2 separate regions of the Homo sapiens genome follow, and region 1 is linked to region 2. A link is an interaction called in ENCODE POLR2A ChIA-PET data of the cell type or tissue named here. Cell type or tissue: HepG2. All regions are shown on one strand. Links, peaks and the distances in the headings refer to the core of each region. The heading gives the core; the rest is flanking DNA.

The links. ChIA-PET counts read pairs that join two places held together with the same protein. Peaks named below come from ENCODE experiments on the same cell type or tissue, not always from the same donor. Only the 100,000 strongest peaks of a DNase experiment are listed, where the experiment ranks them.
Region 1: POLR2A ChIA-PET joins it to region 2 with 6 read pairs; 3 of 35 experiments call an interaction of 5 or more read pairs at or near these places.

What each region holds. Positions count from the first base shown.
Region 1 is chr17:36,554,834-36,562,799 of GRCh38, forward strand. GGNBP2 (gametogenetin binding protein 2) reads left to right here. Exons shown (of 14, transcript NM_024835.5): 3 at 1-67; 4 at 2,250-2,503; 5 at 5,940-6,038. Among named protein-coding and RNA genes, the nearest start is that of GGNBP2, 14 kb to the left of the region's middle. In HepG2, for the core only: no CTCF peak of the experiment used is centred there; no DNase peak of the experiment used is centred there.
Region 2 is chr17:37,142,846-37,150,811 of GRCh38, forward strand. ACACA (acetyl-CoA carboxylase alpha) reads right to left here. Exons shown (of 56, transcript NM_198834.3): 45 at 7,019-7,129. It also overlaps the pseudogene HMGB1P24. Among named protein-coding and RNA genes, the nearest start is that of SNORA90, 98 kb to the right of the region's middle. RefSeq lists an enhancer at 1-25. In HepG2, for the core only: no CTCF peak of the experiment used is centred there; a DNase peak (open chromatin) is centred at 4,616; H3K4me3 peaks cover 1,126 bases.

The DNA.
Region 1 (7,966 bases), core at 1,623-6,622, 590 kb before region 2:
TCCTGATAATGTGTTAAATCTCGATGGACATCAGAATAATGGTGCACAGCTAAAGCAGTTCATTCAGGTAATAGTTTTTTCAATCAGTGTTTTTAATGGTGTATGTGTATTTTAAAGACTCATTTAAAATTTAGCTGTATTAATTTTATATAGGATTCTCTAGGTCTTAATATTGCACTGGAATTGCTCTTTCACCATTGCTATAGTAAGCATGCATAGTTATTTACATGATTTATGTAACTGCCATGTGAAAAAGAATTGGTGGTGGTGTGTTAATATTTTACATGTCCATAAGACTTTAATTTTAAAACCAGGCCATCTTTCCTAGTTTTTAAAAGATAAGGTATATAATTTTTCATTAAAAACTTGTTGGTTTTCTGCTGTACTAATTGTTTTGTTCAGACAAAGTAATCCTATATTATGAATTTTCTGATGTTTGTTTAATTCCTGAGAAATATAGTGCTTTATAAATACACTTAAATGCAATGTATAGTGGTCCCTCAGTATCCGTGGGGGATAGTTCAAGGATCCCTAGGCAAACCAAAATCCACAATGCTTATACAAAATGATATAGTAAGGGCTAGGCATGGTGGCTCATGCCTGTAATCCCAGCACTTTGGGAGGCCAGGGCAGGTGGATCGCTTGAGTTCAGTAGTTGGAGACCAGCCTGGGCAACATGGCAAAACCCTGTTTCTACAGAAAATGCAAAAAAGTTGGGCAGACATGGCAGCATGTGCCTGGGGTCCCAGCTCCTCCGTAGGTTCAGGTGACAGGATCTCTTGAGCCCAGGAGGCAGAGGTTGTAGTCAGCTGAGATCGCATCACTGCACTCCAGCCTGGGCAATAGAGTGAGACCTTGTCTCAGAAAAAATAAGATGTATATTTGCATGTAACCTCTGCACATCCTCCCATATACTTTAAAGCATATTTAGATTACTTATAGTACCTAATACAATGTAAATGCTGTGTAAATAGTAGTTATACTGCATCTTTAGGGAATAATGACAAGGAAGAAAAGTCTGTACATGTTTAGTATTTCCTGTCAAATATTTTCGATCCTTGGTTGGTTAAATTCACAGATGTAGAACCCATGGATATGGAGGGCTGACTGTAATTAAGATATTGGAAGATGACTTGTTAGTTTACTTCAGAACTCTTATTTCTACTTTTAGGAAAACTTTGAATGGAAGGGTAATGGTAAATGTGAGAAAATGCTTCTTGGGAATTGTCCTACTTTCCTATCCGTTTTTGGCAAATCTGAAAGTGTTAACTGCAGTTAACTATAACTCCATCAGGTAGAAGTTACTTACTAGAGTTTGCTCATTTCTCTGCAACAGTAGCTCTCAGTTATTTTTCTACCTTGTCATAACCAGCAGATACAATTCATAAGCAGCAGCATGCTAGTTACTTCCCTACATAAGGAAGATAGGCCATGTTTTCTCCCATTAATTCGTAATATACCTGTTCATGCCTCTGGATTGGGAATTGCTGCTCCATATGATTACCATCCTAACTTGACTCCTGTAGCTAAACATAGTGATAGTAAGTGTGTTGTTAAAAGTTGTCAAAACAAAACAAAACAAAAAAAACAGGCCAGGCGTGGTGGCTCACGCCTGTAATCCGAGCACTTTGGGAGGCTGAGGCGGGTGGATCACAAGGTCAAAAGATCAAGACCATCCTTGCCAACATGGTGAAACCCCATCTCTACTAAAAATACTAAAATTAGCCGGGCGTGGTGGTGCACACCTGTAGTCCCAGCTACTCGGGAGGCTGAGGCAGGAGAATTGCTTGAACCCAGGAGGCAGAGGTTGCAGTGAGCTGAGATTGTGCTACTGCACTCCAGCCTGGCGAGAGAGCAAGATGCCGTCTCAAAAAACAAAAACAAACAAACTTAAAAAAAAGGTACAGCTGTATTGTGCTTTTTTTTTTTTTTTTTTTTTTTTTTTTTGTGAGAGGACTGGCCTAATACTCACTGAACCAGCCCTACATTTCCAGATGCAGTACTGCTTTTTGGCATCCTAAGCAGAGTTGTTTATATACCCTAGATTCTAGAGCAAGGGGGTTTGTGGAGGAAATTCCGTACAGCATGGACAAAGCTGACTACTTTGCCTTTCTGACTCAGTTGCAGGTAGAGCTGGTAAACCCTGGCCAGGTTGTACTTTACTGCACAAGGATAGGAACCAGTAGTAGTGAAAGTGTAATTTTACGTCTTTTTAAAGGACACTCTTTCATTTTCTTTCCCTCTTTCAGCGACATGGTATGCTTAAGCAACAGGATCTAAGTATTGCCATGGTGGTGACATCACGCGAAGTCCTGAGTGCACTTTCTCAGCTTGTCCCATGTGTTGGTTGTCGTCGCAGTGTGGAGCGTCTCTTTTCCCAGCTTGTAGAGTCTGGAAATCCTGCTCTTGAACCCCTAACAGTAGGGCCCAAGGGAGTCCTGTCTGTAACTAGAAGCTGCATGACTGATGCAAAGAAGCTTTATACATTATTTTATGTACATGGGTAAGTATAATCAATTAGGAGAAAATGGGTTTGTTAAAATTTAAAACAGCTTGGTGACAGTGGCAGCTTATTTTCTTGATGGAAAGATTGAGTCTGATTTAATAATTTTATTGAGTAAGTTGTATGTACCAGTGGATGTAAAGTTTCAACTCTCCACGTGGGGAGAGGCAGACAGAAAGCAAATATTCAATTTGTCAGGGATGATAAGTTAGAAAAATCAGTAAGGGAGGTAGAGAATGGAGTGGGGGTAGAATTATTGTGGAGGATGGTCAGGGAAGGCCTCCCTGATAAAATGACATTGAATATAGATTTGAATGAAGTGAGCAAGCAAATCTTGTAGAAAACTGGGGGGAAGGCAGAGAAGGGACAGCTAGTGTAAAGGTTCTGAGGTTGGGGTTTTATTGGCATGTTTGAGGAATAGTAAGGAAGCCCTTGTGGCTGGAGCCAGATGAATGAAGGGAACAGTAATAAAAGATGGGGTCAGCAGAGTAATAAGGCCGGGCGCGGTGGCTCACGCCTGTAATCCCAGCACTTTGGGAGGCCAAGGCAGGCAGATCATGAGGTCTGGAGGTCGAGACCATCCTGACCAACGTGGTGAAACCCCATCTCTACTAAAAATACAAAAATTAGCTGAGCATGGTGGCGCATGGCTGTCATCACAGCTATTCAGGAGGCTGAGGCAGGAGAATCACTTGAACCCAGGAGGCAGAGGTTGCAGTGAGCCGAGATCACGCCACTGCAGTCCAGCCAGGGCGACAGAGCGAGACTCCGTTTCAAAAAGAAAAAAAGAAGAGCGACTGGGCGCGGTGGCTCACGCCTATAATCCCAACACTTTGGGAGGCCGAGGCAGTTGGATTGCCTGAGCTCAGGAGTTCAAGACTAGCCTGGGCAACACGCTGAAACCGAGTCTCTACTAAAAATACAAAAAATTAGCCAGGAGTGGTGGCGGGTCCCTGTAATCCCAGCTACTCGAGAGGCTGAGGCAGGAGAATCTCTTGAACCCGGGAGGCGGCAGTTGCAGTGAGCTGAGATCGCACATTGCACTCCAGCCTGGGCAACAAGAGTAAAGCTCCATCTCAAAAAAAAAAAAAAAAAAAAAAAAGGTAATAAAAGGTCCAGTCATATTTTTATTTTTTCAGACAGAGTTTCACTATTGTTGCCCAGGCTGGAGTGCAATGGCTCGATCTCAGCTCACTGCAACCACTGCCTCCCGGGTTCAAGCGATTCTCCTGCCTCAGCCTCCCAAGTAGCTGGGATTACAGGTGCCCACTACCACGCTTGACTTTTTTTTTATTTTTTAGTAGAGACAGGGTTTCGCTATGTTGGCCATGTTGGTCTTGAACTCCTGACCTCAGGCGATCTGCCCGCCTTGGACTCCCAAAGTGCTCGGATTACAGGCGTGAGCCACCGTGCCTGGCTGAGGTCTTTTTTTTTTTACTCTGAGTGAGGTGACAAGCTTTGGGAAGGTTTTGAGCAGAAGAGTGGCATAGTCTGATGAAATCTGGCTTACTTTGACCTCTGTATTGAGAATGAATGACGGCTTTGGAGGTAGTGAAAAATGGTTATAAAGGATCCTGGATATATTTTGAGGAATGAGCCAGTGGGATTTTTTGGATAGATTGGTTGTGAGGGAGGCCATCAAAGATGATTCTCAGATTTGTGATGTAAAGAATGGACAACAGGCCTTGCGTGGTTGCTCACACCTATAATCCCAGCACTTTGGGAGGTCGGTGAGGGTGGATCACCAGAGGTCAGGAGTCTGAAACCAGCTTGGCCAACATGGTGAAACCCCATTTCTACTAAAAATAAAAAATTAGCCGGGCGTGGTGGCAGGCACCTGTAATCCCAGCTACTCAGGAGGCTGAGACGGGAATCGCTTGAACCCGGGAGGCGGAGGTTGCAGTGAGGCAAGATTGCGCCACTGCAGTCCAGCGTGGGCAACAGAGCGAGACTCTGTCTCAAAAAAAAAAAAAAAAAAAAAAAAAGAATGGGCAAATGGTTACCATTTACCGAGAGGGACGAGACTGAGGAGAAATGTAACAGAGCTCATCTTTGGGTGTGCTAAGTTTGAGATAGCGATTAGACATCCAAATAGAATTCAGAGAGGTCTGGGTTAGAGATGTAAATTTGTCTCATTTAGTGAATATAAATAGGAAAAGAAGAAGAGGTCTGAAAAGTAAACCCGAGGCTTTCCTATTTAGAGATGGTGGTAGGGACTTTTGATATTTACTGTGCCTGGGCTTGAGAAAATAAGCCTTGGAGTGTTTTTGAACAGAGGAATAATGTAATCTGATTCATATTTTAAAAGGATCACTGTAGCTGCTGAGTGAGGCCTGGAATGTAAAGGGCAGAAGGTGCAGCAAGGAGACCATTTAGGAGGCCAGCTATTGCAGTTGACTAAGCTAGAGATTGGTGGGTTGGACAGGGATGATAATGGTAGAGGTGATAAGAAGTGATCTGATTCTAGATTGGTTAATTTTTATTTAGCTTTTATTCTATCTTATTTATTAATTTTTTTGAGACAAAGTCTCACTCTGTCTCAAGCTGGAGTGCAGTGGTGCAATCTTGGCTCATTGCTACCTCCGCCTCCCAGATTCAAGTGATTCTCGTGCCTCAGCCTCCTGAGAAGCTGGGATTACAGGCGTGCACCACCACACCTGTCTAATTTTTGTATTTTTTTTAGCAGAAATAGAGTTTCTCCATGTTGGCCAGGCTGGTCTCTTAACTCCTGGCCTCAGTCTCCCAAAGTGCTGGGATTACAGGTGTGAGCCACCATGCCTGGCCTCATTTTAAAATTTTCTGTAGAGATGAAAATTTTGCTATGTTACCCAGGCTGGCTTTGAACTCCTGGCCTCAAGTGATCCTCTTACCTCAGCCTTCCAAAGTGCTGGGATTATAGGCATGAGCTACTGCACCAGGCCTGATTCTAGATAATATTTAAAAGGTAGAATTGGCAAACTTTGCTCATTGGTTGGATGGAAGGTGCGGATAGTAGTAGTGTGTATTCCATATTTGCATAAAAGTTCTGTTGATGACTCCTCTTCAAGGATGTATTGTGTTTACATAATGTTTTGTGAGGTTTTTATATATTTTTTAAAGACATGGGATCTCACTATGTTGCCCTGGCTGGTCTCAAACCCTTGGGCTTAAGTGATCCTTTCACCTCGGCCTCCCAAATAGCCGGGACTACAGGTGTGTGCTTCTGCAACTGGTGTATTTACATAATGGCTGGGCAAGGGAAGATGGCTGAGAGTCAGGTAGCAGTCAGTGTTGAAATAACGTGAGTGCCAGGCACACTGCTAGATACAGTGGGGATAGAGAAAAGTGGTTTTTTTGTGTTTTGTTTTGAGACTTCTCTCTAAAAGACAGTAAATAGAGATTTTAAAATTTGAAAGTAAAATGAATTAAACCCTTAATATGTTTTATTTTTAATTAGGTCCAAACTAAATGACATGATAGATGCTATTCCAAAAAGTAAGAAGAATAAGAGATGTCAGTTGCACTCCTTAGATACGCACAAGCCAAAACCTTTGGGGTAAGTAGAATTGAATACCAAGAGGCTTTGTCATTGTTAAGATTATATATTTGATCATATTTAGTAAAAGAAATAAACCCACTGTTTGCTTTAATTCATTAATTGGTTATACTCTATGACATAGGTCAAAATAAATAGATCCTCTTGTTATGTTGGCCATTTTGCCTTGATATATATAAAGTCTCAATGTAGATCTGATTTAAAAAAATTTTTTTATGTTAAATATGTTTTAGAGGAGGGAGGTTGAAGTCTTTTTTTTTTTCTTTTTTTGAGACGGAGTCTCCCTTTATTTCCCAGGCTGGAGTGCAGTGGCACAATCTCAGCTCACTGCAACCTCCACCTCCCTGGTTCAAATGATTCTCCTGCCTCAGCTTCCTGAGTAGCTGGGACTACAGGTGCGTGCCACCACACCTGGCTAATTTTTGTATTTTTAGTAGATATGGGGTTTCACCCTATTGGCCAGGCTGGTCTCGGACTCCTGACCTCAGGTGATCGCCCACCTCAGCCTCCAAAGTGCTGGGATTACAGGTGTGAGGCACCACACTCGGCCGGTTGAAGTCTTTATGGAAATGTATGCAGCTAATATGAACGTTTTCAAAGTAGTGGTAATCATTATTTGATCTACAGAATAGTCATAATGTATAAATTATTTATCTTTCTTGTCTCTAGCTGTAATTTACCAAGGTTTTAAAAAAAGTAGTTATGACGATATTATGACAATATGTATTTATGTAACTAATTTGTAGTTTTCTATATTTATTATTATTTTTTGAGATGGAGTCTCCTCTGTCGCCCAGGCTGGAGTGCAGTGGCGTCATCTCGGCTCACTGCAACCTCTGCCTCCTGGGTTCAAGCTGTTCTCCTGCCCCAGCCTCCCGAGTAGTTGGGACTACAGGTGCGTGCCACCAAGCCCGGCTAATTTTTTGTATTTTTGGTAGAGACAGGGTTTCACCGTGTTAGCCAGGATGGTCTCGATCTCCTGACCTCATGATCCGCCCACCTCGGCCTCCCAAAGTGCTGAGATTACAGGCGTGAGCCACCGCGCCCGGCCTATTTTATTTTTTAAGCAAATATTGCCTGATAATAATTTGTAGTTTTCTTCTTGATTAAGTGCTATAGTGTCCAAGGCTGCTTTTTCACTTTCTCCCAGCACAGTGCCATAGTTGTCCCCTACAAAATTGCCTGGGGGTGGGGATAGTGAGGCGAAGCCATGGAGTGTGAAGGGACTTTCTAAGACGTGACTTTAGTTTTGGAGAGAATGGGATATTAAAAAACTATACTTCTTTATTAATTTTATCTTTTAATTATTTTTTTGAGACACAGTCTTGCTCTGTCACTCAGGCTGGAGTGCAGTGGTACGATCTCAGCTCATGCAACCTCTGCCTCTTGGGTTCAAGCAATTCTTGTGCCTCAGCCTCCTGAGTAGCTGGGATTACAGGTGTTCGCCACCACTCCTGGCTAATTTTTTTGGATTTTTAATAGAGACGGGGTTTCGCCATGTTGCCCAGGCTGATCTCAAACTCCTGGCCTCAAGTGATCTGCCTGACTTGGTCTCCCAAAGTGCTGGGATTACAGGCGTGAGCCACTGCACCTGGCCTCTGAAAAGTTAATTTTTAAATATCTCATTTGTGTCATTGTCACCTTTTTTTGATTTTTTTTTTTTTTTGACCTGAACTTCCGAGTTACACCATTATTGTATAGACATTTTCCTCCCTGACACAAAGACTTGGATGACCAGGCAGTGGTATGTTAATAATCTATTAAGTTTTTTTCCCCTATACCGAGCAACAAAAAATATTTAAAACATTTTATCGGCCGGGTGCAGTGGCTCATGCCTGTAATCCCAGCACTTTTGGAGGCCGAGACGAGCAGATCACAAGGTCAGGAGTTCGAGACCAGCCTGACCAACATGGGGAAACCTCATCTCT
Region 2 (7,966 bases), core at 1,769-6,768:
AGTGAGGACTGTCATCTAACATTTTCTTGAAGAAATTTTTGCCTTCAAAGAATCAGAAAGTATAGAGAATAATGTGTTCGTATTTCCTTTCCAGAACCAGGATAAGAAATTGCAATGAGAAGGAACCCTAAATGAACCTTAGAGAAGACTATGGCAGTGCCAATGTTTTACCTATTTTGGCTCATTTAATTCTCACAGCGACTCTGGTACACAGATACTATTATTACTCATCTTTTACAGTTAATAAAACTGTAGCCCAGAGAGGTTAAATAAATTGCCCGAGGTCACACAACTAAGTAGGTGGTAGAGCCAAGAATTAAACCTGGGCAGCCTGGCTCTAGCCTCTCCATGCTCATAACATCTTTTTTTTTTTTTTAACTAATAAAAAAATTGTAATTTACTTAGAAGCATTCAGAATGCCAACAAAACAGCTGCAACTTTTTTTTTTTTTTTGCAATTACAGAGTGGTATTCAGTTAACAGAACAATTGTTTCATATAAGCTGCATCAGAGACAATTGAAAATGAAAAAACTACCAACCCCATATATAACTTACATGTGCTGTGCACCAATAAGAACCTGCTTAAAATTTTTATGCCAATTTACAACCCCCATCCTGTACCAGGCAAGGTTAGTGGCTATGAAAATACCACCAGGACAGGGCTATCTAAAGACACTTTTGGTAGTGTGTTAACTATACAAAAGAAGACACCATACAGTTTAAAAAAATTCTTACACAGCCTTACATTTCAATTTTTTTCTTTAAAAGGAGTGAGTTGTATACAGGGGGGTTAAATGCTTTATAGACAAGAAAAAAATCTGTGCTAGAACCAACTTATTCATCATCATCATCTTCTTCATCTTCCTCCTCCTCATCCTCTTCATCTTCCTCATCTTCCTTGTTTTTCTTGCTTTTTCGGCCTTGGCAACTCCCTTTTTTGCTGCATCAGGCTTTCCTTTAGCTCAATATGCAGCAGTATCCTTTTCGTATTTTTCCTTCAGCTTCGCAGCCTTCTTTTCATAAGGCTGCTTGTCATCTGCAGCAGTGTTATTCCACATCTCTCCCAGTTTCTTTGCAACATCACCAATGGACAAGCCAGGATGTTCTCCTTTGATTTTTGGGCGATACTCAGAATACAACAGGAAGAACGCTGAAGGAAGCCTCTTGGGTGCATTGGGATCCCTGAACTTCTTTTTTGTCTCCCCTTCAGGAGGGACGTAGGTTTTCATTTCTCTTTCATAATGGGTCTTGTCTGTCTTTGCCATATCTTCAAATTTTCCCTTCTGTTTAGCAGACATGGTCTTCCACCTCTCTGAGCACTTCTTAGAAAACTGAGAAGTTGACTGAAGCATCTGGATGCTTCTTATGCTCCTCCCAACAAGTTTGCACAAAAAATGCGTATGACAACATCTTGCCTCTAGGCTTCTTAGGATCTCCTTTGCCCATGTTTAGTTGTTTTTCCACAGCGAGGCACAGAGTCACCCAGTGCCTGTCTGGCTCTCGCTTGCCCCGGCGCTGTCTCTATCGTAACCTCTTTAAGTTATGTGAAAGTTACAATGCTGCCCGCCCCACAGTGAGAGCTAAGTAATCTCTCCTTCCCTTCTTGAGCCTCCATGACTTTCATGCTGTGTTTCACAGAGTCATGGGTGGGTGAGCATGGAGACTACACAGTGCAGGTCCCTGGTGTAACAGACAATTCCCACTCCTGAGAGGAACTCTGGTACTGTGCCTAACAGAGTCAGCTATGACAACTTCACATTTCATACTGCATAGCTGCAGAAAAATACATATATGAGAACCAGAGAGAAATGTAACTTACTTGCACCAAGTCTCAAAAGCAAGATTAGCAGAATTAGCCCCCTACCAAACTAATGGCCCTAGTCATACCCATCACATAACTTCTTTTTTCCTGGCAGATTCAGTGGAAATAGGGGCCTGATCTCGCTAAGGGGGATGAGAGTATAGGATTTTTTTTTTTCTAAAAAAGAAGCAGAGCTTTAAAATACAAGAAAAGTCACATATCATCTCCTGGTGAATCTATCACCTGCATATCACTGCCTTTGGCATATACCTTACCTTCACAGTCAGTTAATGTCCACAGGACAACCATAAACTGCATATTCTTATTTCTCTGGATAGAGAATGTGCTCTCTCTCCCCAAGTCTGGGGCAATGGATTGAGAGCTAGTAGGCTCCAGTACACATCAGTGTTCCTTTACAATACTAGCTCTTCCCAGCCTATCTGCCACCTAACACTATGTTAAACATACTAATACTTTTACCAGGAAAGGGAGAAAAAAATAAAGTAAAAAGGAAACTGAGAGGAAGAGTGGTGGGAGGAGGGAAGTAAATATGATCATCTCTGCAAATGTCCAGTGGCAAATAGACTTAAGAGTTTATGACTCTGCAATCATCTCAGCTCCTTAAGGGTGCATCTTAACAGTTCCCCAAGTACACAGGTTACTGCCTTTGCCAGGCCAGCATGACTCCCTTCAAGCAGGGTAATTTGCCACACACATCAGGTCTGCCACGCAGTGAGGCATTTTAAGGAATCTGTCACCCACAGCCTACAGTTCCTAGAGTTAGGATCTACTACCTTGAGTGACATGAAATAGCAAGCCCCTAGAAACTTCTCTTATTAATGTCATCATTCTCACGACATTTGGACAAACAGGAAAACGACCGGACCACCTTCTCTTAGGCTTTACAGACCACTAAGCAAAGAGGCCTGAGCTTTCTTCAGTGAAACTTAGGGACATGAAAGTTCATGTTCTGACCCTGATCTAGTCTCTCTCAATGAAACTAAGTCACTTTCCCTTCTGTTTTTGCCTTCCTGTCTACGAAATATAGCCCTGATACCATTAGCCCATTCCAGAAGATAGCAAGGAACCAGACAGATATTCTTGACTGAATTTCAAGCAAACCCACTTGGGCTGCTTCTAATCACCAGCCTACTGCCTTTAGTTCTAATGTCAAATGTGCTTAGTAACACTCAATAAAATCCAGATACTACAACTCATCTCAATTTGGGTAATATTTTGAATATTTTACAAATAACTGCAGGCAACAAAGCAAGACAGACATGGAAAGAAGATACACAAATGGTGAGTTCACAGGGGGAAAAGGATAAAAATACGAAGGTGGGAAGCACTTCCTGGTTTTGGAATAAAAGACACAGTGGCAAAGGATGGCGTCCATGAATAAAACATGTAAGTATACAGAAAAACCACCAAAAGTAAAAAAACAGGAAAACACCAGAAAATATTTATTTTATATGAAGGTTACTACTGTTGGCTATAAAAAGAAATCCTTTAAAAAGTAAGAGTCTTTGGAAGCAAAAGATAGGAAGGTGTAAACTAATTAAAAACAGGCTAATGACAGGCAACATCATGTGTATGCCAAGATGGAGTATAGCCATAAAAGCCAGGCGCACACATGCAATGTATTAAGTTGAAAATGCATGTCTCTTCAGCTTCATATCTATTAAAGGAAGAAACAATTTACAGGTTGCTGCATTATGGGAGTATGATATGTGGAGTGTCAACCTTTTCTCTTCAAACTGAACCATGTTAAGTAAAATCAATGATGGGGTTTGGGGGGTAGGGGAAGGAAGGGGAAAAGCAGGGAGAAAGAAAGTTTTTAAAAATCTCTGCCTCAGCAAAAGTTTTCATTAAAATTTTAGACAAATCATCCCTGTGTCCTTCTCCCTTGCTGCCTGGGGCTCCATGCTATTTCTATGCAAATAACAACCTCGTGGTTTATATCTTATTATTTCCACCGGAGCTGCAGCGACATGACCTGAGATGTGTAAGAGGTGGGGGGGAAGGGGGGGGCAGAGGAGGGGATTTGGAGAGGAGAGAGAAAGGGAGAGAAGAAGGAGGGGGGAGAGAGAGAGAGAGGGTGTTCACTCAAGTGTGAAAAAATATTGTCAGGAGTGAGCATCAAGAACAAAAAAAAATTGCAGGGATAACGTGTTTATTTCAGTCCCCCCCAAAACCCCCCAACCCCCCTTCCTGCAAACCAGCACCTTTTAAAATTCATTGGGCATCAGGCGATCATGCACAATCCATCTGCTTTCACTTTATCATTTGCATTTCATGCCTCCTGGCTTTTGATGTGCTGATACTTTGATGCAGTCAGGAGACGTGCATTATCATTATTTCAATTTTCAAAGGGGTCAACAGGATCGGCACTTGCACACACAAGATTTTTTTCCCCTACAACCTCTGAACACCCCCACTCCTTATTCTTCACCCCAATGTTTAACATAAAGGATGAAGACTCAAAAATGTGGGGGTCAAATATTTACAGTCTAAGACTGTATATAAGCTTGCATGTCTCCTACATTTCCACCTTACACAGGTACATACTATGAGCAAAATGGCCAAGGCTTAAGAAAGGAGGCTCTATAATGTTTCAAAAACACAAAGACTTTCTCACACATGAACACACAGGGCGGCACACAGACAGAGAAAGAGGGGGATCTATACGCAAGACACAGACACAAAGAGACAGAAAGATCAGCACCCACACAGAAAGAGACATGCACTCAGGGTGACTTGCACACACCCAAAGTACACAATACAGAGAGATACCTACAGAAAGAAAGGCAAACAGAGATGAAGAAAAACACCAGCACACACAAAGACAACACACAGAAGGAGTGAGTCAGAGGAAGCCATCTGAGCATGGTAGTTTCCTTTTTTCATACCTTATAGGCAAAGGGGCTAATAGGATATTCTGAACGAATTTGCATAAAATCGGGTGTCTTCAGCAGCACAGCTCTATACTTAAGAGGAGCTGACATGAAGATAGTGAAGCAGGCAGAGCAACATTAGGTAACCTCTGTATCTGATCACTCCCTTCAGCTAAAAACAAATATGCCCTTTTGGAAGTGAGCATTGTTTGGTAAGTTAAAGCTATAGCTTTATTTATCTTTCACCCTGTAACTAAGCTTTTGTTTTAACAAGCAGCCCTGTAAGCTATGACAGTGAATATAATGAATTTGATTAGAACAATTCAATCAGATTTTAAGAAATCAATCTCTAATGTTTCTTCATGGCACAAATGAAATTCAACTAGCAAGTTTTCAAGCAAAACAAAACCAAAAACCCAACATCTGCTTTTTGTAATATTCTTTGTATATAATATAGTATCGGGGCAGGGGGGAGAAAGAAACTCAATATAAGAAGATATATTTCAGAAATTAGCTCTCTGACTGGGTATGGGAACATCATGGAAATATAGGTTTTTAAAGTACCATTATCTATGAGAACAGAATTTTTAAAATCTTTCAAAAATTCTGTTCTCATAGATAATGGTACCTAAAATTATCTTTGGCATTCATCAATATCTCATCCTAAGAAGGTATCCAAAAGAGCAACTTAAAAAAAAAAAAAACAACAACCTTAAGACTCTCAGCAGTTTCTCCCACTGCAATAATAATCTTCAGTAGTAGTGGTTCACAACCTTTATTTCCAGGCTACTCTCCAAAAAGGGAGGAAGACAGCCAAGTTCGCCACTGTTAGCACTGCTGTGCCTTTCCTTGATGAGAAAAGCAAGCCCAGAGGAGGATACAGAGTTCATATGAATGCACAGAGCAAGCTGATCGCATCAAATGATTCCTCTAATTTCTGACATCCACAAAATCTAATTAAACCAATGGAATTATCAACTTTTTCCTAAATGGGAATGACAGAACACTTAATTCTTACCCTTAAACTTGAAAGTCAAGACTTGATAAAAAGTTCCTGCAAGTGGAGTAAACATAATATCTGATACAATTTAGTATGTGTATTAACTCCATAAGCTCAATCACCAAATCATGTTAGAGAGAGGAACGGGAAACTGAAATTTGAATGTGGGCCAACACTTTTTGCCAAGAACTAGGTACTCTTTTTTTTTTTAAGAGATGGGGTCTTACTATGTTGTCAGGCTGGATTCAAACTTCTGGGTTCAAGCTATCCTCCTGTTTCGGCCTCCTGAGTAGCTGGGAATCTAGGCATGCCCAGTAGAACTAGGTACTTTTACTTATGTTTTCTCATTTGAGCTCCACATTATTTAAAGGTTTAAATTATTATCCCCCTTTGACAGATAAGAAAGCTGAGGAGCTGAGAGGTTATATAAGTTGCACAAGGGCAGTCAGCCTCAGAATATTCCATTATACTTTTCTGGCCCTGAAGAGAAAATAATTTTCCTATGCTTGCAAAGATGTCAGAACTGCACTGTCCTTTATACATTCAGGTATTCTTGGATAGTTTTCACTCTTTCGAGCAGTGACCTTGCCATCCATTTTTTTCCCCTTTGGAAAAACCCTTGTGAAGTTGGACTAAAAAGGCACAAATCTTTCTTTGGAAGGGAAGATAAATCTTTATGCATACTCTTTCCCAGTAACCCATCCATGCATCCATCCACCCATCTTCCCACTCAATATTTGCCAAATATTTCTTCTATATACAAGAGACCACCATCGGTGCCCTTTTCGAGAGGTGTATTTACAGATTTCACAAAATCATTAAAACTTGATAGTCTCAACACCTAGGCCGGTACCTAATTCATGATGTAGGCCTGAAATGGGAACCAGCACAGCTGGAATCAGAGACAGCTCAATGTCTGTGTATAGATCTCCTCACATCTTTTACTAATAGATTAAGAAAAAGAGAGAAGTGGGACAGAACAGAAGCGTTCAATTAATTCTGTCTTTCTACAACGACACTAAAACATAAGCACTTTAGAGCAGCGGTTTTATATGGTTTGTTCACTAACATATACACAGGGCTTGGAACAGTGCCTAGAAAACAGTAAGTACTCAAAATAGTTGATAAATGAAATGAATGAATGAATGAATGAATAAAAAGGCAAGCAAGTCAATGGGCAGAAAAGATGGAGGGAGAGGGGAAGAGATAGACTGAGGAAGGCACGGATTGAACTGCTTCCTTCCAATCAGGATCTTGAATTAAGAATTCACACAATAATCTTCAATCAGCTATGCATACTTCTTCAAAACCCTAGAAACTTACTTTGTTGAGGGCTCCAGCTCCTGTTAGAATTAAGTGAGAATTCTCAACCTGGATGGTTCTCTGTCCCAGCCGGACAAGGTAAGCCCCAATCCCAATGGCCCGGCACGTCACCTTAGAAAAGAATAAATTCTACATGTCACATATTTATGTCCTCTCTGAAGCTATAAGAACTAAGGCATAGATAAGTAAAATCCAAATTAACAGAAATAAACATTGCTTTTTATGAAGTCTATTTGATTGACAACAACACACACACACAAATTTCATGGTCAAAGAAAAGAAAATACAATGATGCAAAATTCAGGCTGGGTGCAATGGCTCATGCCTATCATCCTAGCACTTTGGGAGTCTGAGGTGGGCGGATCACTTGAGCCCAGGAGTTCAAGACTACCTTGGGGCCGGGCGAGGCAGCTCACACCTGTAATCCCGGCACTTTGGAAGGTTGAGGCTGGTGAATTACTTGAGGTCAGGAGTTTGAGACCAGCCTGGCCAACATGGTGAAACCCTGTCTCTAGCAAAAATACAAAAATTATCCGGGCGTCATGGCACGTGCCTGTAATCCCAGCTACTCGGGAGGCCAAGGCAGGAAAACCACTTGAACCCAGGAGGCAGAGGTTGCAGTGAGCTGAGATCACGCCACTGCATTCCATCCTGGGCAACAGAGTGAGACTCTGTCTCAAAAAAAAAAAGACCTACTTGGGCAACATAGTGAGACCCCCATCACTACAAAAAAGTTAAAAATTAGTTGGAGGTGGTGGCACATGCCTGTAGTCCTAGCTACCTGGAAGCTGAGGTAGGAGGATCACTTGAGCCCAGGGGGTAAAGGCTGCAGTGAGCTATGATTGCACCACTGTACTCTAGCCTGGGTGATAGAGTAAGACTCTGTCTCTTAAAAAAAAGGAAAGAGGGGCCAGGTGTGGTAGCTCATGCCGGTAATCCCAGCACTTT